Linked DNA regions of Mus musculus: regions 1 and 3 are each linked to region 2. Evidence: chromatin loops called from intact Hi-C (ENCODE). Cell type or tissue: left cerebral cortex. All regions are shown on one strand.

What was found. Hi-C counts contacts between places; a loop is a spot of excess contacts. Peaks named below come from ENCODE experiments on the same cell type or tissue, not always from the same donor. Only the 100,000 strongest peaks of a DNase experiment are listed, where the experiment ranks them.
Region 1: it touches region 2 in a loop (1.9-fold over the local background); 5 of 42 quality-filtered maps call a loop at or near these places.
Region 3: a loop joins it to region 2, with 6 times the contacts of the local background. A loop is called at or near these places in 18 of 42 quality-filtered maps.

What each region holds. Positions count from the first base shown.
Region 1 is chr13:21,782,731-21,790,730 of GRCm38, reverse strand. H3c11 (H3 clustered histone 11) reads left to right here and starts at 7,334. Exons shown (of 1, transcript NM_178207.2): 1 at 7,334-7,816. The coding sequence starts at 7,361. The coding sequence ends at 7,771. It overlaps H2ac22 (H2A clustered histone 22), which reads left to right and starts at 3,483. Exons shown (of 1, transcript NM_178184.3): 1 at 3,483-3,957. The coding sequence starts at 3,513. The coding sequence ends at 3,905. H2bc22 (H2B clustered histone 22) reads right to left here and starts at 3,243. Exons shown (of 2, transcript NM_178202.2): 1 at 2,840-3,243; 2 at 1,518-1,707. The coding sequence starts at 3,216. The coding sequence ends at 1,668. In left cerebral cortex, a CTCF peak has its summit at 3,707; DNase peaks (open chromatin) are centred at 3,347, 6,805, 7,292, 7,699 and 1 more place; H3K4me3 peaks cover 2,629 bases; H3K27ac peaks cover 1,281 bases.
Region 2 is chr13:23,578,036-23,586,035 of GRCm38, reverse strand. It overlaps H4c4 (H4 clustered histone 4), which reads right to left and starts at 4,468. Exons shown (of 1, transcript NM_175654.3): 1 at 4,067-4,468. The coding sequence starts at 4,434. The coding sequence ends at 4,123. H2bc6 (H2B clustered histone 6) reads left to right here. Exons shown (of 2, transcript NM_001177653.1): 2 at 66-2,366. The coding sequence starts at 80. The coding sequence ends at 460. In left cerebral cortex, no CTCF peak of the experiment used is centred here; DNase peaks (open chromatin) are centred at 45, 908 and 4,507; H3K4me3 peaks cover 2,674 bases; H3K27ac peaks cover 3,672 bases.
Region 3 is chr13:23,742,324-23,750,323 of GRCm38, reverse strand. It overlaps H3c3 (H3 clustered histone 3), which reads left to right and starts at 4,803. Exons shown (of 1, transcript NM_175653.2): 1 at 4,803-5,282. The coding sequence starts at 4,827. The coding sequence ends at 5,237. It overlaps H2bc3 (H2B clustered histone 3), which reads right to left and starts at 3,590. Exons shown (of 1, transcript NM_175664.3): 1 at 3,101-3,590. The coding sequence starts at 3,529. The coding sequence ends at 3,149. It also overlaps the pseudogene H2ac5-ps. In left cerebral cortex, CTCF peaks have their summits at 3,965 and 4,766; DNase peaks (open chromatin) are centred at 3,084, 3,691, 4,226 and 4,724; H3K4me3 peaks cover 1,815 bases; H3K27ac peaks cover 2,182 bases.

The DNA.
Region 1 (8,000 bases), 1.8 Mb after region 2:
TTCCTTTCTGCGTGAAAGCCAGGAACTGATAGCAAATGAGGTAGGCCCTCCAAAAGATTGCGGGATCTCCTTATTGCCGCAGGCAGCAGTGCGGGAGAGTCTTTCCTCGCTGCGGGAGACTAACAGCATGTGTCCTAATAGAAGTAGTCATCTTTTCATATGCACATAGAACATTATGCCTCTTGCACTGCAGATGAAGGCATTCGAGGCACAGCAAACTCAGAGAGGGACTTGTTTTGACGTTCTCTTTTTTTTTTTTTTTTTTTTTTAAAGATTTATTTATTTATTTATTATATGTAAGTACACTGTAGCTGTCTTCAGACACACCAGAAGAGGGCATCAGATCTCATTACGGGTGGTTGTGAGCCACCATGTGGTTGCTGGGATTTGAACTTCGGACCTTCGGAAGAGCAGTCGGGTGCTCTTACCCACTGAGCCATCTCACCAGCCCTTGACGTTCTCTTAAAAGACTAATTGTCTGAAGACAAATTTCCAGAAGCTGCTGAAATACGGAGACTTTCTTCCGACAACCGTTTGAAGGAGAGATTGCATCTGCAGAGATCTTCAAGGTCAACTCCTCGTGCATACAGTCTTGCCACAAATGGTTTATTGCAAGCCTGTCCCCTAGCTCACTTCCTTTCCACTTGTTTGACTGTATATCTTCTGTCCTGCACTAAGAAGGAATATAAACTTCAAGACATCTCTGATCAGGGTATTAGGTTTTCTTTCATGTAATATACCTACACACTTTGTTAGACCTCACAAAAGCCACAGCTCTCTTGATTAAAGTAAGCTTTATATTTAGAACTGGGAAGCCTGCTGCCTCTCCCAAGGTTAAGATTTCAGAGAACAGCCCCCTCACTGGCTTTTGAGGTACCTTTTATGAGGACATTAGGACTGATAGAAAAGTTGTGTTGTTAACATCAAGACAGAAGAGTCGGGGGCTCAAGGCTGCCTGTGAGGTAGATAAGTTATAAAAATACATCACGTGGAAGGGTAGTCATCAAGGTATCTGGTAAGAAACATTTTAGTAAGGCTAAAGGCAATCATATATCACAGGTTCAGGAGTTTAGCAAGGCAAAGGGGTGAGCATCATACATCATGGAGCCACAAGATGAGTACATTGAAAGACCTGCTTTGCAGGATACATTAGGTGTGGGAAACAAACTTACTCTTCTGAGGTATAGAGAGTTAATAACAATGTATTTCCTGTTTTGGTCTCACAACTTCTCTGGCTAATCTATTTACCACCACATTGTTAATCATGGCACAGTGAAAGGAGACAAGAAAACTTCACTTTCCCTCACAAGAATTCAGTCTGAATTTCATCTAACTCTAAAACAAGCCTGTAAGCGCAGTGTGAGGCTGAGGAAGGAGGTTTTCTAGTGAAGCCTTGTTACAGAGCACACACAAAATCAAAGATCCAAAGGTACCAATCTTCCGTGGAAAACCCAAACCCCAAACTCATATGGCGGGGGCGGGGGAAGGGGAGGGATGGAAGAGACTGTATTACATAATGGGATAGATTGAAACCTTTATTTTTATAATGTATTAAATACTTCTTTTTCAGGATCATATTGTGGAGGGTAGTTCACACTTCGGTCTCCACTCAGACAAGCCTCTATTTATGTTGCAGCTTCCGTACAATCATTTTAATTTCCTCAACTTTAAAAGGAAGGAAGATAATAGAATTTGTTCCACAGGATTCTATAGAGATTAATGGAGATGATTAAGGAAAATGGTTAGGCTTTATTAAGACCTTACAAGTCATACACAGCTAATGTTTCTTTTAGCAGTGGCACACTAAAATCTCATTGATATTTAACTACTTTGAGCTGTTCATATTCGCACCTAAGTCATCACCATTTGCATTTACTGTCCTAGAGGACTTACAGAAAAAGGGCTTTTTCGTCTTTAAAGTGGTTTGATTTAATCTTTACTTAGTATTTTATCCTCTGAAAAATTCCAGGACAATCCCAAACAATCAATATCCTTTTGAGGTTTTTTTCCTCCCACAATCTAATTCCAATCATCACCACACCAGCAGACAATGAAGGTGGAACAGAAGAAATTTACAAAAGTTGAATACACTTAGGAAAACGGAGGAAAGTTTTGTTTCCTTGGTGCTTAGCTGGGGCCTTGCAAGAACAAGTCTGGTTGTATAGGCCTGTAATTCCAGCGATTTATGAAACTGAGGCCGAATGTCCAATCTGGAGGTTAGCCTGGCTAGAATTAGTTTGAGAATATACTGCTAACCAGTGAAATTCATTCTGAAAACAAAACTTCAAACCAAACGACCAAGAAAACAGGACCCAATCAAATTAAGCTGCGCCTGACTACATCTCAAGTTTTCAGCGAGAATCATGTAGACCTCGGGGCTCCAATGAGGTATCTTATTGAACAGAATCTATTGTGACGTCTCAGCAGGAGTTCAAAAGCAGATTTGAGACATTAGGTGGTAGCACTTAACAAGACAGGCTAAATTTAAACTAAGAAATCCTCATAGATTCTGGGATACTAATTAGAAACAATTGTTAATGACAGTGTGGGTGCAGGAACTTAACCTAAGTACTCAGGACAGAGAGATCAGCCCTCGATCTCAGAGGTTAACCTGACTTCAGAGAATTCTAGGAGAGCTGGGGGCAGAAAAACAATATTAGGATTAAAATAAAAATGCAAAACAAAACCTCAAGACAAAAACCCTTACTTAACCCTAAAAAATAGTAACTAATATGTCCGAGTAAGGTAGAATCACTTAACAAGCAATCCATCTCTGTTTTGAGAATGTGGGTGGCTCTGAAAAGAGCCTTTGTGTTTGGAGTGAGTCAGACGAACTCACTTGGAGCTGGTGTACTTGGTGACAGCCTTGGTGCCCTCCGACACCGCGTGCTTGGCCAGCTCCCCGGGCAGCAGCAGGCGCACGGCCGTCTGGATCTCCCGGGACGTGATGGTCGAGCGCTTGTTGTAATGCGCCAGGCGGGACGCCTCGCTCGCGATGCGCTCGAAGATGTCGTTCACGAACGAGTTCATGATGCCCATGGCCTTGGAGGAGATGCCGGTGTCGGGGTGCACTTGCTTCAGCACCTTGTACACGTACACCGAGTAGCTCTCCTTGCGGCTGCGCTTGCGCTTCTTGCCATCCTTCTTTTGGGCCTTGGTGACGGCCTTCTTGGAGCCCTTCTTCGGGGCGGGAACGGACTTAACAGGCTCAGGCATGTTAGGTCAGGAACTCTACCACGCTACAACTTGCGCCGTGAGCCCTTCGCTTTTTAATAAGGCGTTATTCAAATGAGGCTTAGAGATACACATTTCTGATTGGTTAAAATTTTCAAATTTTCATGGCGTAGCGCCCAATGGAACTACGCTTCGGCATAAACGCCTCCCATTGGTCTAGACGAAAAGAAGAAGCCAGCCAATCGCGTAGGCTCTTTTTCGCGCTTGGAGAATCCTATAAAGGCCAAGCTCCTCCACTTTTGGCCTTTGCAGTTGTCAGTTCTTTCTTTTTGTTTAGAATGTCTGGACGCGGCAAACAGGGCGGCAAGGCTCGCGCCAAGGCCAAGACCCGCTCCTCCCGGGCCGGCCTGCAGTTCCCCGTGGGCCGCGTGCACCGGCTGCTCCGCAAGGGCAACTACTCGGAGCGCGTGGGCGCCGGCGCCCCGGTGTACCTGGCGGCCGTGCTGGAGTACCTGACGGCCGAGATCCTGGAGCTGGCGGGCAACGCGGCCCGCGACAACAAGAAGACGCGCATCATCCCGCGCCACCTGCAGCTGGCCATCCGCAACGACGAGGAGCTCAACAAGCTGCTGGGCCGCGTGACCATCGCGCAGGGCGGCGTCCTGCCCAACATCCAGGCCGTACTGCTGCCGAAGAAGACCGAGAGCCACCACAAGGCCAAGGGAAAATAAGACAATTGTTTCCTGATCATTTAAAAAACAAAGGCTCTTTTCAGAGCTAACACATTTGTCTTTTTAAGGAGCTTAAGCTTTATTGGTTGCTACTTTTTGTTACTTTCTATAGAAGGAATCTGTTTCTCCGATCCTCAGTTATCAAGGTGATTTTGGTAACATGTCCAATTCTTTTTTTAATGAAAAGAGATAAAAACACCACCTTTTCCCCTAAGTGGCTACAGAGTTGCAAATAGGTTACAAATTTAAAACCATTATATTTAAAGGCTATTATCTGCCAGTCTTTGATTTACAAAAGCTAAAGTTCAATGTTAGCTAGTAACAGCAATTTGTACTTAAGGTCACCATATGACAGCATCCTGTATTGATTTTCAACCATATTGGAATACATAACTAGTTTACAGGAGCAGTCTTATAAGATAAACATGTGCAAACTGGCAACATGAAAAGAGTCCACCTCTTAATGGCAAAGTGAATGTAAGCCGTTTGGAAGGTATCCAGGATTTGACCTATTTGGTCTAGCACAAAGGCAAACTCCAGCAAGCCTGGTCTGTCCAGGTTCTTGACCCGTGTGCAGCAACTGTCTTTCCTCATCAGTACCGAATGAGGCTCTTGAAAGGATAAAGAATGAATGTCCCCACATTACTGCTTTTTTAGAGTGGAGCCCTAGTTTCTACTTTTCCCTTTACTGAAGAATTCTGGCTTTAGTACCTATGTTTGGAAGCAAAGGAGAATCCAGGAGAGTAGAATGCCAGGGATTTCTTTCACAGGCCCAATCTCTTTCAGTATTTAACTCAGTCTCACCAAGAAGAATATTAGCAGGATTAAACATGCTCAAGGCAACCAAACCGGCCAAGTTTCAAACTACTTTATATAGGGGACTTAATGTTTAACCCCAAGTATATCACTTGGGTATAAGGATTAATTGAAGATGACACTGAACACAGGGATGGTGAAACACTTGACAGAAGTCTCCCTTTACAATGCCATGAAGAAAAATTTCCATTATTGTGCTCTGACCTACCAAAAATAATGCCCATCATTGAGGATTTTTGCTGGTTAGCCTCTCCTGTTACTAGTTTGTGTATTTACCTTCCCATGTATTTATTCTCCAGATCCTTAAAAGAGCCAGTAAACTTCATTTTTACGTTTTCTTGAGCTTGCTTGCTGCAAAGCTTTCTCTGTATATATTTTATAAATCATTCTCCCTGCTAAGATGCCATTTGTCAAGTCAATTTGCAGGTCCCAGGTACCAAGCTTAAAGTTAGATGAAGTTTCTTTTCTTTTCTTTCTTTTCTTTTCTTCTTTTTTCTTCCTGTTTTTATCTCTTTTCATTAAAAAGAGAATAGGACTCAAGTGTTTTGTGTTATAAAATTTCAAATAATGTGCACAGAGCCTGTGCTTTTCCCATAAGTAGAATGCTTTTTGGTTTTAAAGTAATTGTTGCAAGGAAAGCAGATTCTTGAGGCTTTTCTGCAGGATGCCAAGACCACTCACAACCTACAAGCCCCGGAGAATGGAGTCATTAACAGACAGCTTGGACACTTCACAATATACTTACAAAAACTATTAAAATTAAAGGTGGCATTACTTCCAAGAGTAACAAAAATGTTGACACATTTTAAAGGTAAATATCACTGACATTGCAAGAGAAGAATGGGAGAAAACTCATTTGCTCTAGAAGATAGTATAAGGTGTTTGGTAATTCTTTCCAAACAGCTAGAATCTCAAGAACCAAGCAACACCGTTGCCTTTAAAATGGGTTTTCTAGCAATAAAGTCATCTTTGGCCTCTGCATTGTGCCTCTTTTTTGTAAATGTAATGGAGAGAATGTCTGGGTGCAGTTGTTTTCCATGGGTAGAGAAAGAGGACAGGAGCCAGTTTTTTTTTTATCTCCTCCCTCTGCAAATAATAATAATAATAATAATAATAATAATAATAATAATGGAGCAACAACTCTGATTCTTGAATGATTTTGGAATGAAGAAAACAGGAATCACTTTTCAGCAGATATGTGGCAAGTCTGAGAAAAGCACAGGGGGAAGCAGCACAAAGATGGAGTTTGAATCTCTCCTTCCCAAATAATTACATATGGAAAAAAAAAACCAACCCATTTTGGCAAAGTGTGGGAGCTCAGGGGCACATCTAAGCTTCAACTACACTGATACACCTTTACCATTCTAATTCGCAGGCTGTTTAGCTTTTGTTATAAAGAAAGCACTTTGCACATCTGACATTGTCAGAAACATTTGTCTTCAGCCCTCTTAGGCTCTGAGTACATCAACCAAGCACAAAGACTACGCTGTGAGTGAAGGCAGGTTAGGCGCCTGACTCGTAAAGGATGACCTGTGGGTAGCTCCGAATGTGGGGTGGATAGAGCTATTTTCAAATGAGCGTCTTCAGCAGTTCTTTTTTCCTGATAATCTTGGTAAGGTTCTCTGGTAAACAGCAAGTAAATATTGCTTGTGCCTGATATTCCCAATTAGGCAAAAAGCCTGTTCATAAAACAACATGCTTACTGTCTGATCTTATTGCTTTTGTTTCTGGCAAATTTGACCACATTAAGTGGGGGAAAGGGCCTGGGTAAAAAAAACGGCACCAAGCACTCCCGAAAAGTCATGTGCTGAATATCACCAAGCCTGCCATCGTCTTCCTGGCTCAGCAGGATCATCAGATCACCCCTTGCTGAGTTACTCCAAAGGCTGCCTTAGTCTCCTAGAGCTGTATACATAGTGTGTGTGTGTTGGGCGGTGGGGTGGGGCTGCTATCTGTGAATTCCCAGCGTTCGCTTTTAACCTTGAATGGTGTAACTTTGTAACTTGTAAATAATGAATGCCAACCTGGGAATGCCCCTGTCCCCTACAGTGTTGCTGTAGAAGAGTAACAGAATCTCAAAGCCTTCTGGATCTCAAAGCCCTAGTAAGTTGCAGATACACTGATTTTGAATTTTTTTCGCGCCAAAATCGCAACCGCTGAAAGGCAGTATCAATTGCAACTTCTAAAAGTTTCCGGTCATAAAAGTGTTGCAAGCAGTTTTTGAGCGAAATCAAGTGTAAGAAGTGCTCATGACTCCAGGAATAACTTTTTTTTTTTTTTTTTTTTTGTTAATTTTCCTTTCAGATTTCTTTCCATTAAATTTCTGCCCCCAAATAACGGTGCTCTTGTTTAAATAAATAGCGAAGAGGTCTTTTGACCTCCAAAGCCAACATTATCTCGAGATGATAAATTCTGGGAGTTGCTAGAGTAATTGTTATGTAAAAAGATGAAATTTGTACGTTAAATATAAAATGTAGGCAACGTTTTTCCTTTCCTTACTCGGTTTAAACGCGGACCAATCCCCTGTCTGGAACTATGATGTCAGCAGTTTACTGTCCAATCCAAAAGGGTGGCTTGTTATATATATACTTGGGCTTTTCCATCTCAACACCACTTTATTCACTTTCTAGTGTACTGAGATGGCTCGTACTAAGCAGACCGCTCGCAAGTCCACCGGCGGCAAGGCCCCGCGCAAGCAGCTGGCCACCAAGGCCGCCCGCAAGAGCGCCCCGGCCACCGGCGGCGTGAAGAAGCCTCACCGCTACCGTCCCGGCACCGTGGCGCTGCGCGAGATCCGGCGCTACCAGAAGTCGACCGAGCTGCTGATCCGCAAGCTGCCGTTCCAGCGCCTGGTGCGCGAGATCGCGCAGGACTTCAAGACCGACCTGCGCTTCCAGAGCTCGGCTGTCATGGCTCTGCAGGAGGCCTGTGAGGCCTACCTCGTGGGTCTGTTTGAGGACACCAACCTGTGCGCCATCCACGCCAAGCGTGTCACCATCATGCCCAAGGACATCCAGCTGGCCCGTCGCATTCGCGGGGAGAGGGCGTAATTCCCCTACCTGTTAATAACAAAAGGCTCTTTTCAGAGCCCCCTCCTTTGTCACCAAAAAGCGGCTGTTTACCTACCTCAGGTCCAACATCTATCATGTTTTCCAGTATCTGAGCATATGTGCTACATCCTCCTAAGGTGTTCAAATATAGGTGAGGTTAGTTTACAATCTAGAGGCATGTGCCTTTGAAACAACCTGACTTCAAGGTGGCAGTCAACTAAAATGTGTG
Region 2 (8,000 bases):
TTGCATAAGACTGCCTACAAATAAGGAAACCGTTCACAGCAGCTCACTTTCTTTTTCTTCCTAAGAAAGAGATCTGAAGATGCCTGAGCCAGCCAAGTCCGCTCCCGCCCCGAAGAAGGGCTCCAAGAAGGCTGTCACCAAGGCCCAGAAGAAGGACGGCAAGAAGCGCAAGCGCAGCCGCAAGGAGAGCTACTCGGTGTACGTGTACAAGGTGCTGAAGCAAGTGCACCCCGACACCGGCATCTCCTCCAAGGCCATGGGCATCATGAACTCGTTCGTGAACGACATCTTCGAGCGCATCGCGGGCGAGGCGTCCCGCCTGGCGCATTACAACAAGCGCTCGACCATCACATCCCGGGAGATCCAGACGGCCGTGCGCCTGCTGCTGCCCGGGGAGCTGGCCAAGCACGCGGTGTCGGAGGGCACCAAGGCTGTCACCAAGTACACCAGCTCCAAGTGAGTTCATTTAACTCACACTCCTAAACCAAAGGCTCTTTTCAGAGCCACCCAACAGTTCAAAATTGAGCTATGCGCTTGTTCTTAGTACCCGCAGTACCACCTTTATATGGTTCTTTATTTACTGGGACAAAGTTCCTCTAGTCTATTCAGGCTCGTCAAATCAAGTATTTAAGATAAAACTGCCAAATTGGCTACTTCTGCAGTGAAGAGAGGCTACATTTCTGTTCTGAATAAAGAACCCCGAACGTTTCACACTGGCATCTCCGAGCGTCCAGATCCGTGGCGCACACATCCGGTCTTTTGTTCTAAGTCTTTCTGGGGAATTAACATTGGCACGGGAAGGCGAGGTGGGACCGTGGGTTTACTGCCTGGTTTAGCTAAGCTACACAAAACTTAATTTAGCAGCGTCTCCTAATTTGGATCAAAACGCAGTGTTGTCCGCTCGGTGCTTGTTAAACTGGTTTTCAGTGACGTTCAGGTCGCCATTTTATGCGGCGCCGCCCTGAATGGAGAGAGTTCTGTTCAGCTCCCTGAAAGCGAAAGTCTCAGCACGAAGGGCCAGCTCGCGAGTCTACCCTCCTAATTCTTAAAAAGTTCCTCACTTCCAAAGACCTAGAGCTTTTGGATTTTTAGGCTTTTGCATATGAACTAAGTTGTAGGAGAAGCAACAAGATCTCCATTTTAAAAAAACGTTTGCTTTGTTTACTTTTTAATTACAGGAAAAGATGAAGTGGTTTGTAAAGCCTGCAAACATTTAATTTCCTTCCCTTTCCTGAACTGCTGGGTAGTTTTTTTAACACCAAGAAAATTCCCAAAACCCTCTCCTGACTCGTTTTTGTAAAGAGACCTGGAAAAAAAAAAATCAGTTCCTAGAATTTAGCCACATCACTTTCTTTGCAATTAAGGCTGTGGAATGTTAGATGTGGCTCTGGGCACTCCCATCTCTTTAATCTGCCAGGCTCTGGAGTTTACAGCTTCTGAGTTTGAGCTCTTGGTCCAGCAGGGAGGGACCCTGACTCAATCTTGTGAGAGAGAAAAAGTAGGAAGTAGAAGTATCAGGAAGTGCTGGGTGTTGGAAGTATCACAGGTATTGGGGATGGAACTAAAGGCCCAGTTCCAGAGCTAGTCTTGCCTCCATCCAGCCTCTACCATGGCTCCCTTCTGAAGCTGGGTAAAGTGCCTTTATGCAACATCCTTCCTAAGCTTTCAAAATAAATACAAAGAAACTATCCACTTTAAAGTAACAAAATTGCAACTGTACTCCAAGAGGCTACTCACTGTGTAAAGTGTTTTGCCACCAAAAATGAACACCTGAGTATGTCCCCTAGCACCTACAAAATAGGTCCTCTGACCTACAGACATCCCAGAGCAAATAGAACACACACACACAATGTGGGTTTTTTTTAACGGTTTTTTTTTTTTTAATTACAAGTCAACTTTACTCACAGTTACTTTAGAAACAATACTGAAACTTCCTTGTGAAGAGTTAAACCTTCATGGTAATATTTTGTTTCCCTTTGTTTTGTTTAGCTGTTTTCTTTGTAACAAGATTTCAGTCTGTAGCCCTGGCTACCCTGTAATTCAACTATGAAACCCAAACTAAAACTCTCTGCTTCACCCTTCTAAATATGCAATTATAGGTGTAGATCTCTACAACTTGTAGTGTTCCTCCTTTCTTGTTTGTGATTTGTTGGTTTGTTTGTTTCTTGGGACAAAGTATGAAACTCACTAAACCAAGCTGGCCTCATAGACTTCAGCCTGACTGTCTGCTGTGCACTGGCATGTGTACCTCCAAGCCTGCTGCTGTACTGTTCATTATTAAAGCATTCCTGATTGAACCTGCTGTGCACTGAAATGTGTACTCCCATGCCTGCTGTTGTGTTCCTTATTAAAGCATTCCTGATTGAGTGTGCTCAGAGCCTTTCAGCCATCCCCACTGATCTTCAAACCAGAATTGCAGTACAGTAGTACTCACTACCTCTCCATAAAGCCCAACCTCATGCCAGGCAGTGGTGGCACACACCTTTAATCTCAGCACTTAGCAGGCAGAGGCAGACAGATTTCTGAGTTCCAGGACAGCCTGCCAGGACAGCCAGGGCTACAAAGAGAAACCCTGTCTGAAAAACAAAACAAAACAAAAAGCCCACCCTCATACAGTTCCTCTCTGGTTATTGTTTTGTTTTTCAATCTTTTCCCACTGGTTGAAATTCCCCATGACACCTCCAGTTTCTGTTGTGTGCAAATTTTCTCTACCTAAGCTTCCTATTGAGGCTTGGCCAGCCTACAGAGAAGATTCTACTTTAAAATAGATAGAAAAACAAAAGAAAAGTGGATGTGAGTATTGACTGTTGAGCTTGTTGAAGGACATATCGATTGGTAAGTTACTTCTCCTCCAGCTAAATAAGCTGATTCAAGCCAGATTGGATTATATTAAAGGCAGGTTTATTGGGAAGCTGCTCTCAGAAGAATTCACTGGCCCCAAGGCCAGGGAAGTCACCATGGGCAGAGGTTGGAGGAAAGAAAGAGAGAAGGGGTATACACCAGGAGAGAAGAGAAGGGGAAATGTGGGAGGAAAGAAAAAGCAGAAAGACCAAAATGTCTGAATTACATAAGGAAGAGCCTCTGGGGGAAGGGCAGCCCATCCCCTGGGCTAGAAATTTCAGGGTTGGGGGCAGGGTGTGCCAGATAGGGACTGTGGGAAGCTGGGAGAACCTGGAGACCAGGTCCGCTTTGATATGTAAAATATGTTAACTTGTCCCAGGGTCTGAAGCTAAATACTGAAGATATTTACCCAAGTTTTTATTGACTACAAGGTCTGGGTCTTTTTTTTTTTTTTTTTTAATTCTTGGAGGGAAGGGCTGGAGGGACAGCTAAAGCATGTGCTCCGTGTGCCTGGTGGCCTGAGTTTAGTCCCTAAAGTGTATATAAAGGTAAGAAATATATAAACACAAATAAAAAAAATTTTTTAAGTTCTTAGCAGACACTGATGTTTCTTCTCTGGTGACTCTTTGGGAACAACTGATAATGCTGACGAAAGTTAATGAAGTCCTGGACCATATGAAGTTTTCCTTGAGGAATAGATAGAAGATTTACACGTCAATCTCTGGTGCTTATTTTACAGATTAGGAAGTTAGAGAAAGCTGGGTGTGGTGGACCACGATTTTAATCCCAGTACGTGGGAGGCAGAGGTAGGAAGATATCTGTGAGCCTGGTGTATAGAGTAAGTTCCAGGCCAGGGCTATTACACAGAATACATGGAAAGAATGAAAGGAGGGAGGGGAAGAAATTGTAGAAAGCTCCAGGTTAGAAAACTTGAACATAATTCAGTGTTCCTAGGTTTCCAAGGCCTGGATTGATTAGAGGGTTTGGTTTTGAGACAGGATAGCATCTATACCTTAAGGGACTTGGAAAAAAGGATCTTGACTGACCCTCAGCCCTCTCCTGAGAATGTCAGCATTAAAGAATGAGACAACAGGCCTGCTTTTAGGCTATCAATACTGAAGATAGACAGGTGGACCTGCCTAAACAGATACTATGTATCGAGCCAGTCCCAGCACCCACCCCATTCCAGAAAACCACCTAAGAGCAGCTCCTTTAAGTGAGAAGGTAGTGGCCCTGAAAAGGGCCTTTGGTTTTTGGGTGAAGAAAAATAAATGAGTACGTTTAGCCGCCGAATCCGTAGAGGGTGCGACCCTGGCGCTTGAGCGCGTAGACAACGTCCATGGCGGTGACGGTCTTGCGCTTGGCGTGCTCCGTGTAGGTGACGGCGTCGCGGATCACGTTCTCCAGGAACACCTTCAGCACACCACGGGTCTCCTCGTAGATGAGGCCGGAGATGCGCTTCACTCCTCCGCGCCGGGCCAGGCGGCGGATGGCGGGCTTGGTGATGCCCTGGATGTTGTCGCGCAGAACTTTGCGGTGGCGCTTAGCACCACCCTTACCAAGACCCTTGCCGCCTTTCCCGCGTCCAGACATGTTAGCAAACTAGGAAGGAAGCTCACTAGCCAGTGACTGTAACAAGCGGCCTTCCTGGCTTTTATAATACCAATGCGGACCTGTTTGAAAACCTGAAGGGAAGGGGGCGTGAACCATGGTCAATTCCCGCCCTTCTGGCGTTTATCCTATGAAAAGGCTGAGGAGACAAGGCGGGTCCTAAGACAAGAGCAGAGCCAGCAGTTGAAAATTCAACACATTGCCCTCAAGAGTGACAATTTATGTATTGTGAAAAAAGAAATTTGTCTTTTATCAGACCAAATAGAAAGTAATGTTATTAGTCTCGTGAACCTATAAATCGGGACACCCCCCGTATTATTTCAGATATTTACATTACAATTCATAACAGTATCAAAATTACAGTTAAGCAGCAGTGAAATAACTTTATGGGTGAGGGTAACCACAACATGAGGTGCTGTAGTAAAGGGTCCCAGCATCAGGAAGGTTTAGGACCACTGAATCCAAGGTTTTAAGTACAATTTTAAGAACACTTACTATTTCCTGTTCTGAGACTTTTTATTGACTTAGGTACGTATGCCTAAGAATCTGAACTTTTTTTTTTTAGCATTCAGGCTGACCAGGGGGAAGTAAAACCTCAAAATGTTACAGGACTGTAGCGCTGAAAGATTAGAAGATGTAAAGGATATGCATCCCAAAGGTGTGGGCCTTCTGCTTGAATTACACATAGACATCAGGAGCTCTGGGAACAGGGATGGGGGAAAGGGGCTGCTCTTTATGTTTACTATGCTTTCACTGAATCTCAGGATTTCTTGCATGTATGTTTTTTAGTTAATAAACATTGCACAGAAAATCTATTATCCTTAGCACATCATAGTTATATGTACCTCAAAATATCATGCATGCACCCCCACCTCACACTGACAGTTCTTAGTCAAAGGATTTGGTGGTTTCATGTACTAATGAAGAGTCACACACTAATATCTAACCAAATACTTCCATAAAATGCTAATACAGTAAATACTCATGCTGTATTGTTTTCCACATCTGCATTACTCTTCTAGAAAGGAAAAGAACAGTTTCTTCTGCTCTGTGAATGAGTGGATGACCCAAAGCAATGTTTTAGAATCACTCTTCAAGAAGAGCGCCACAGAATTCAAAGACTCTGAGTTTCTGGAGATTCATAGAGAAACATTAAAACTGCATGTGAATATTTACTGGGTGAAGTGCTTGATGCATATAAAAACCCTGGGTTTGATCTTGGGGACTACAATGGGCTGGTGGCAATGCACTGTTGTAATTCCAGCACTGCATAGGATGGTTGAAGCAGGAAGGTCAGGTATAGATAATTCTCAGGAACATAGTGAGTTTGAGGATAGGCTGAGCTATATAAGCTTTTGTTGGTGGATGGGGATGGGGGAGGAGTGGACTCCATGCTTGTAGAAATGAAATTGTGTTCCTTAAAATGATCTATTAGAGATGTCCAAGAGTTTGGAAATGACTATTTTTGTCTTTCAATTATTCTTACAGGTTTTTTATAGAGAAATAAATAGCAAACATAATTTTAGTCCTCTTAGGGGTAGATGTGAAACCTTACAGAGATTAAATCAAGTCTGTGTCTTTAATAATGGGGATATGTTTTTAAGGTCATGGGCCAATAACCTCTGTGTAAAACTAGATATTCCTCTTAAATCAGCTTTGAAATCTTTCAAACTAGACCCGAGAGCACTGGAGGCACAGTCCTTACTGAACCCTCCTTCCACTCTGCTTTGCAAGGTATGAGGGTGCCATCCTAATTTAATTGTCACATCCATATGCCTTATGAGTATATGGATCTTTTAATGTCTACTCCTATCATTGAAACGTGTTGTTCTTTCTTCTGTATTGGTAAATCTCCCAAACATGAAAGATTATAGGAATTTTCATAATCCTTCATTTTCTCATGAGCAGAATTATCATACCTGACATGAATTATCTACCTAGGTCAATACAAGTAGATTTCCCAAAGATCCCACATTTTTCTGTCCAAGAACAAAAAGTTGAACAGAGATACACAGTTGCATTAAAAGTCAGAATAGTTTTTTAAGGAGTATACATTCAAGGAAGGAAGCCACCCAGAGCAAAAAGTTGACTATCCAAAGAAATGAGGTTTTGTCTCTCATAAATAGCTCCAGGATCATCTGAATAGCAGGGGCTTTCTCACTGTGCCATTACATATTTATTGGTTTACAGTTTCCTACAGTTCAGTCTCACTGGTATTCCCAATCTCCCAAGTGATAAATTTTTGAGGCCATCTTCAGACTTTACAGAATCATTCTCCTCCGAGTGACAAATAACAATCTTTTTTTCCATATGCTAAATTTTCATCCTTGGGGGGGACAGGGTCTTCTCAGCTTCACTCTCCACTCTACCTCCTGTCCCAGTACAATCACAACTGGTGGGAAGCCTAAATAATGACAGATAAACATGAATTTTCTGAAAAACACACCAAATGTGATGGCTTGCATTTGGTGATAAAAACAAGAATGGAAGAGCCATGTTAGAAAAGGGTGGCACCATTACTGTTTTCCATACAAAAAAAGGAAAATCCAGTAAGGTCCAAATATGACCACAGAAAATGGAGTAGCAAAGCCTTTCTGACAACGGGAAGAGTACATTGGTCTATGGAATCCCAGCTACTCTCTGGAGATGACTGTTAAATGCATTTCTTGTTTTCTTTGAGAGAGAGAGAGAGAGAAAGGAGGGAGGGAGGGAGGGAGGGAGGAAGGAAGGAAGGGAGGGAGGAAAGAAAAAAAGAAAGAAAGAAAGAAAGAAAGAAAGAGAGAGAGAGAAAGAAAGAAAGAAAGAAAGAAAGAAAGAAAGAAAAAAAAAGAGAGAGAGGAGGGAGGGACTGAGGGAAGAAAACAGAGAAGAGAAGAGAGGAGAGGAGAGGAGAGGAGAGGAGAGGAGAGGAGAGGAGAGAAGAGGAGAGGGAGGGAGGAAGGAAGGAAGGAAGGAAGGAAGGAAGGGAGGGAGGAAAGAAAAAAAGAAAGAAAGAAAGAAAGAAAGAAAGAGAGAGAGAGAGAGAGAAAGAAAGAAAGAAAGAAAGAAAGAAAGAAAGAAAGAAAGAAAGAAAGAAAAAGAGAGAGAGGAGGGAGGGACTGAGGGAAGAAAACAGAGAAGAGAAGAGAGGAGAGGAGAAGAGAGGAGAGGAGAGGAGAGGAGAGGAGAGGAGAGGAGAGAAGAGGAGAGGGAGGGAGAAAGGAAGGAAGGAAGGAAGGAAAGATTTTGAATGTAGAAAATATTCAACTTAAAAAAAAAAAAAAAAAGAAGAAAAGAAAGATTTTGAACTTGGGAAATCCGAAAGTAAAGCCAACCTCCAAATAGTCAACCAAAATCCGTTAAAATAATTAGTCTGATCCAATAGAATTTTCTGATCAGAAAGTGATGGGTATCCGTTACTGAGATGCCTGTGGTAAATTATCAAAAAAGCACACTTGTTAAAATACAAAGCAGACCTTTGTTTCTTAAAGTAAATCTCAATGGAAAACCAAGTAGTTGCTTAGAGTCTACAAACTGTAGAATGTGTGATTTACTAGAGAGCTCACAAT
Region 3 (8,000 bases), 160 kb before region 2:
ATGGCAGGCTTTCTTTTAGCTCCACCAATATCAAAGACAGTATAAGCATGCCAAATTATTCTTTATCGTGGTTGAATTATCCTTAAACTACCTGGAAAATAGAGACTGGGGAAAAGGAGACCCTGCCCCGTCACTGACCCAGGAGAACCTGGAATATATGAGGCCAAGGAGGTCCTGAAGAGTTTGCACTGAAAGGCGTTGCTGTCTTGGTGACTGGAGACAACATAGATGAAAGATCTATGTTCAAGGAGAAAACACCATTTCTTCAGTCCAGGGCCAGCCTAAAAGAACGAGACTAAGGACTCTCCTGTTCCAGGAAACCTCGCCTAGCTCCTGTTGAGCTGTTTCCATCATGTTCTTGGTCTTTTTTCCACTTGACATGACAAAGCATTTTAACTATTTCCTACATTCCCTGCTACCTTGCCTTCTACTCCTTGTGCCTAGCCAGACGATAAGTGTAAAAGCCGGGGCACGTCTCATGACTCAGTGTCTGATAATGTAGGTGTATCACATAGAGGTATAGAAGAATGAAAAGAGAACCACACAGATGCATGAGTCATGTGGGAACATCACAAGAAAGATTGTGTAAACTATTCTTAAACTATGCCAAAATCCAGTGTAGCTGAGGTGGTGCTGTGGTGTTTTCATCATAGACCTTAGCAATATAAATCAAAGAAAAGTTTATTACATAGGTGCCCAGGTGTAGTAAACAAATAACAGATAACAGTTAACAATGTCTTTAGGTGACAAAGGGGATATCAAAAAAATATCCCTTGTGTCAAGCACTGCTATTTTCAGAATTACTTAAGAAGCCTGGATTATTTTGTCCAATGGAGAAGAAAAACAGAAGATATGAATCATGGAAACATAATGGAAGAAATGTCACAAAAATGTCTTGGTTTCAAATAGCAGTGAGTAGACTGTGTTACCATTTACAGTTTCCCAGCGGAAAGTATCTAGAAGACTAACAGTACATGCCTTCTGGGAAGCAAGATGGTATTTTGGTGAATGAAAATAGCCATTCTCGAAGGCAGCTAGGGAACAAGTATGGAAAATATCCTATGTTTATCATTCAATCTATAAATCCCACCTCTTAATGTTTCCCATAAGGTTTTTCAAAACTGCATAGAGAGGTATCACTCTGCATTTTTATGATTAAAAAATTTGAAGTTACTGGTAAGTCTCCAATACTTTAACTAATGGTCAGGTAGTAGATTTTAAGGACATTACAATGAAAAACCCAACAACAAGAGTCACTGACATATAATTTAAGTCGTAAGAACAAAACAAAGCAAGAAACAAAACCAAGACAAAAAGAAACATAAAACAAGCAAGCAAAAAAACCAAAAACAGGAACAAATATAAAAACAAAGGAACCACCACTGTTGGAAATGTAAAGGAGTAGGAAAGAAGGCGTGAAAAGCAAGCTTTAAGTCCTATGGCCCACACTACTCAAGGTCAGGGAGGACGGGAGACTCCTGTAATCTTAGTACTTGAAGGTAAAAGGAAGAAGACCCAAAGCTTCATGTCAAGCTCAGCCACATAGAGATTTCAATTTCTTCATTAAATTAAAAATGTGTTGAATGACGCTAAGGCAGACTTGAGAAGCCTGCATCTTCTGCCTTACAATTAAGCCAGAATACGGCATTCTCGTCTCTTGTTCATACTCCCTCAGATAATGAGCAGGCTGGACTTCCCGCTACCTGTTTCTTTGAAGACCTTGCTAATTTTTCCAACATTTGTCACTGTTTCTTCCAATATGGCATGGTCAAGTAAAACATCAAGTATTCATGTCTTTTTGTGTAAAAGAAACAGTAAATAAAAAGGGAAAGGCATAAAGACAACAGAGAAAAGAATCCCTAACTGGAGAGATCCACTTACAGTAAGAATATTAACATCTTACTCCAAAGGGAGTAAGCTCAAGGTAAGCAAGCTTCAGGAACCGTCGTCTATGTTCCTTTCTTGCTGTTAAGGTGGGCTGTGTATTCTCTCTCACACACAGAAATGTTTCTAAGACAAGTATTTTAGCCATGGTATTTTGTGTGTATGAGAGTTCTGTCTCTCTACTTCTGTGTCTGTCTCTCTACCCCACCCCCACCCCCACCCCCACCCCACCCCGCCCAATCGCACTGTGTGTGTGGGTGTGGGTGTGTGTTTTGTAGTCCAGGTTTCTCTGTGTAGCCCTCAACTGTCCTGGAATTCTCTCTGAAGGACTGGCTTGCCTCAGATTCAAATCCTCCTGCCTCTGTCTCCCAAGATTAAAGGAAGGTATATCACCACTACCCAGCATTCTAAGAGCTCTTGAAGTCTTTGCCTAGCCTTTTCAGGAGCCTGCCTTTCATATTCAAGGATTCGATAAACCAATGAGAAAGCAGGGGTGAAGTCCCGAATCATGGATAAAATATTTTAAAATATTTTCCATGAACTACTCATTCTGAGCAACTTTATTTTCTCCTGTCACCACATATTCTCAGACAGTTTAAAAATGAAAAAAAAAGAAAAAAGAAATTTAAAACTTAACACCCGTTAAGCCATTTGCCCCATCTGATTCCTAGTTTTCCTGCCCTAGCACAAATGCTCGAGGCACTGACTTTTTCCCAGTCAAAGCCTTTACCAGTTTTTTAACAATTACTTTGTAAGTCATGGAAATCCAATTGTCAACATGGTGGTTTTTCAAAAAAGCTAAGTTGCTTCAAGTATTTATAACTCCTCTGGTTCCATCTATTGTCAATATCCTACCCTGAATGTAAATGTCCCAAGACATAAGAAACAAACAAAAAAAATTAGAAAGCTGTGGTTGCTTTTCACTGAAGCGCAATTGGCTGTAATGTTTTAATACTCAATCTCACAGTAGGAAGCTAATTTGAAAGACTAAATACATTAAAGGCCAACTCCTACAGATAGCACTGCTACAAAGCACTGAGTAAAATACCTAGACTCAATATGTACAACATCGAAACTCATGACACAAAGTGGGAAAATGGCAATGATTGTGACCTCAGCCTTTAAACTCAGAGCAAATGCTCAATTCCACTTTTCATAAAGACATATTTGGCTAACAAAGTTAGGTCATATATTACAACTTCTTTTCTGAAAAGTGTGGGTGGCTCTTAAAAGAGCCTTTGGGTTTGTTGTGAGCCCTACGAGCTCACTTGGAGCTGGTGTACTTGGTGACGGCCTTAGTGCCCTCCGACACGGCGTGCTTGGCCAGCTCCCCGGGCAGCAGCAGGCGCACGGCCGTCTGGATCTCCCGGGACGTGATGGTCGAGCGCTTGTTGTAATGCGCCAGGCGGGACGCCTCGCTCGCGATGCGCTCGAAGATGTCGTTCACGAACGAGTTCATGATGCCCATGGCCTTGGAGGAGATGCCGGTGTCGGGGTGCACTTGCTTCAGCACCTTGTACACGTACACCGAATAGCTCTCCTTGCGGCTGCGCTTGCGCTTCTTGCCATCCTTCTTCTGCGCCTTAGAGATGGCTTTCTTAGATCCCTTCTTAGGGGCTGGTGCAGACTTAGAAGGCTCTGGCATTCTGTTCAAAAGAAGACACACAAAATGGTCAGAAACTGGTAGGCAGTGAGGGCGCACTTATTTTATTTATACTCCTGAAATTCAAATGAAGGAGCAAGTGCTTTTACTTTTGATTGGTTAAGAATAATGGCCTCAAAGGCTTTATGCAAATAAGAGACTCAAAATCCCATCTACAATTGGGCAAGAGAAGAAGACCATTTTGACCAATAGGACAGCGATATTTCGTGACACTACACAATCTATGTGGTATGTTAACAGTAGGTTACAGTGTTTCCTTATTTGGGAACTTTTAGTAATGTCTGGACACTGCAAGCAGTGCGACAAGGCTCCCGCCAAAGCCAAGACCGGCTCCTCCCGGGCCGGCCTACAGTTAGTTCCTCGTGAGCCGTGGGCGCCGGCGCTCCGGTGTACCTGGCGGCCGAGATCATGGAGCTGGCGGGCAACGCGGCCCGCGACAACAAGAAGACGCGCATCATCCCGCGCCACCTGCAGCTGGCCATCCGCAACGACGAGGAGCTCAACAAGCTGCTGGGCCGCGTGACCATCGCGCAGGGCGGCGTCCTGCCCAACATCCAGGCCGTGCTGCTGCCCAAGAAGACCGAGAGCCACCACAAGGCCAAGGGAAATAGATTCAAGTCAAGAAATTCTACTATTGACGTATCTAACGGCTCTTAAGAGCTATGCACTTTTTCCCAAGATCAGCTTGTGATGCAGTACCTATAGTGCCTTCCCCTTCTGTAGAAAATACACAAATACTTCTTTGAGTAGTGAGTGTTCATATTTAAAAGCCCAGTTTTCTACGAAGTAAAGATTGGTAACCTTTAAAATAACTCACCCACAGCGCTTGACATACTAGTTGCCCCCTTTAAGACCAAGAATGTGAGTTAAGATTGTTGGATCATGATTTTACTTTACCCAACTCCAAAGTAGTTACAAGTTATTACGCTTTGTACCTTGTAACACAAAATTACAAAGGAATGGAGCAACGTCTAGGCACTCAGACTTGCAATCACCGCATCTCGAAAACAAGATTGTGATTCCATCTGGAGATAAAAACTCCATTAAAATACCAATTTTAATTTTTTCTTTTTTTTGTAAGAACAAAACGTAACTAGAGTGTCAGAACAAGGTAGCCAATCAGATACTCTTAAAACTACCAATCACACGGGCTATTTCCCAGCCAATGAATTTGTAGCGCGCGACTTTCAAAAAGTTGCAAGGCCAATCAAAATGTTTCTTAGTATATTTAAGGGCAAGATTTCTTTCGTCCTGCACTTTTGTGTATCTCCTCCCAAGAATGGCTCGTACTAAGCAGACCGCTCGCAAGTCCACCGGCGGCAAGGCCCCGCGCAAGCAGCTGGCCACCAAAGCCGCCCGCAAGAGCGCCCCGGCCACCGGCGGCGTGAAGAAGCCTCACCGCTACCGTCCCGGCACCGTGGCGCTGCGCGAGATCCGGCGCTACCAGAAGTCGACCGAGCTGCTGATCCGCAAGCTGCCGTTCCAGCGCCTGGTGCGCGAGATCGCGCAGGACTTCAAGACCGACCTGCGCTTCCAGAGCTCGGCTGTCATGGCTCTGCAGGAGGCGAGCGAGGCCTACCTTGTGGGTCTGTTTGAGGACACCAACCTGTGCGCCATCCACGCCAAGCGTGTCACCATCATGCCCAAGGACATCCAGCTCGCCCGCCGCATCCGCGGAGAGAGGGCATAATGGTTTTTATGCTATTTAAAAAAAGGCTCTTTTAAGAGCCACCTAAGATGTCATGTAAAGTTGCTGTATACTTCTGATTTTTACTTAGTACCGCAGTTACAGTTTATGTTGCAACAAAAGCTAGTAGTTCTTTACATTTGTTTCTTTGAAAATTTTTAGAGTTACTTAAGTGATTTTATATTAATCCCATATGAATTATAAGCTTTCGTAGTGATAGTGTTGCGACTAAAAGTGTAGGCATGAAGGTGGATTGTAATTAAGGTGACAAAGTGGAGGAGAAAGCATGTGATGGGCATTACAGAGTCAGCTGTAAGCAATCTGAACACTTGATCCTCAGGAAAAATTCCTGGTACAACTTTAGAACACCATATAGATTCAGCACTGAATTGCATCTTCCTAGAAACAAAGACGTCCTCAGGGAAGAAAGTAAAAATTAGAACTGAATCATAAGAGAGACCCCCAACAGATATCTGGTACAAATCAAATGAACCAAGTATTACTTAATCGCATCAGGAACTTTGAAGCAAGATGATAAAGAATTTGAGGCCTGTCTGTCCCAATACAGTGAGTAACAGGTAGGCTTAGGCAACAAAGTAACTTCTTGTTTCAAGAGAGAGTGGAGGGGAGGGGAGAGGGAAAGGGAGTGAGAGAGAGAGAAAGAACAGGAGCTTAGACTGAATTATTACTTATAATTTTTTACTAATTTTCAAAGCATTTTTCCCCATTAAGGGATTTTGGGAAGTTAACTACTAGCAAATATTTCCAGCCACTCTCACAGCAAACAAACGCAATTATCCTGCTAAATAGGTTTTTACCAAAATGGATAATCAAATGTAAATTTGTCTTCATCATCTTCAAAGGTGACCGTGTTTCAGGTATTAAGCTGTGCCAAGATAGGCCGGAGAAGCTGTGAGAGCCCAGCCTTCCTTAGACCCTAAACTCTGTCAGCACTGGTATGAGGAGGCATGGGTAGGACGATGCATGAAAAGATCAGGATTCTCTCTAAACTTCAGGACCACATCATTATTATTGTTTCCTTAGAAACTGCTAGATACTACCCCAGAGCATGTATTTTTGTTTTTCCTACACTATTAATATGAGAGCTGTTACTGACAAGCATTTTAAATTTAGCTAGTCTAGTCCAAATTATACTTCAATTCCAGATTACAAAGACATCACATGAGGAAAAAAAAATTGACAGAATAGTTTCACATTATTTATTGAAAGTCTATTTGTTTATCCTGGTTGATGGAATTAAGATAGGTTTCAGTTGTTTTGGTTTTTAATTAGAAAAATTTAATTAAACATATGATCATATAGTTTTGTGGAAAATTATTACTGTATAGAAGATATGATACTGATTCATAGAGCAGAAACTAAATGAATCCTTGATGATCCCAAGCCTCCATTCTCAATCTCTAAAACTGGAAAAACAATAATAGTACCCTCCTCTATTTGCTATGCCAAGACTGTGTCAGGAAATGAATGTATTCATTCACAGCTACTATGTTTGGCTTGCTACAAAATAGTGCACATGAAATACTAGCTCTTAGTAAGTGTTGTGACCACAAGCCCTGAATCCCTGCTCTCTTCCAAATGTTTCTAAAGGTGTGAGCCTGCATACCTAGCTTCTGTTCATCTCTAGCTAGGACTGCAAACACAAGGAAAGCTATCGGGAGGAAGTCTTGTAAAGAAACGAGAATGTCACCTCAATGTCTGTTATGTTGGCATGAGGTTCTCTAACCTAAAATCAGAATAAATTGTCCTTATGGAAGCATCTCCATTCCTACACCTGGAAAAGGAGCAATCCGGACCACTACGGATGTCGAGATGGCAGTGCCCTGAGGCCTTACTCAGACAACAAGGCTGTCAATGCAGTTTGAACCTCTGTCTGGACCAGTTTTCACCAACTGAAAGTTTTCATCTTTTGAAGCTTGAGCCCCACTTTCCTGGGCTACCATCATTCATTCTAAGTTCCCCTCTCTAACTTTATCCTTGAGTTTTATTCTGTTCTGTGAACTCTGAACTAAAGACTGTGGGTGGGTTATAATGTTTAGCTCTCGAATAAAAGGAGATGTTTCTTATAAAAGTACAGATGGAGACTGAAGATATAGCTTAATGGAAGATCATTTGCCTGGTATACACAAGACCCTTAGTTTCCCCTCTAGTACCAAAATGAAGGAAAAGTATTAAAAATAAATCTAAAAGGTATATTTATGCAACATTTCCTATATTCAGATTTATATAAATATCCAAATCCAATAAATTGAAACCCAAAGAAGCACTGAATGAAAACTAGAAAATCAATTCTCTTTTCTTGGAATGATTCTTTACATGTCTAACTCTTGGAGTGCTGAAAGCCAATCAATGTGTAGAACTGGAAAATATCTGAAGGTGCACTGTAGTGGATAGTTTGAATACTATCATTAATCTGAGCTTTGTTATTATTATCATTTTATTGTTGTGATGGTTATGGTTAATTATTTACTGGTGATGTAACTCAAGGCATCTCCCACGACAGACAAGCAGTCTACCCCTGAGCTACATACCCACATTCTCAGTCTTACTTTAAAAACTGTGGTTTTATTTGAAGTAACATGTTTGTTGGCTGGGTGGTTGATTATTTTGGTTTTTGTTGTTGTTGTATGTGTTTGTTGTTTTTGTTTTCTTTTGACAGTCTCTCTACATAGCATTGGCTGCCTTGGAACTTATTACATACACAAGGCTGAACTTGAACTCTCAGAGATACCCTCCTGTCCTGCA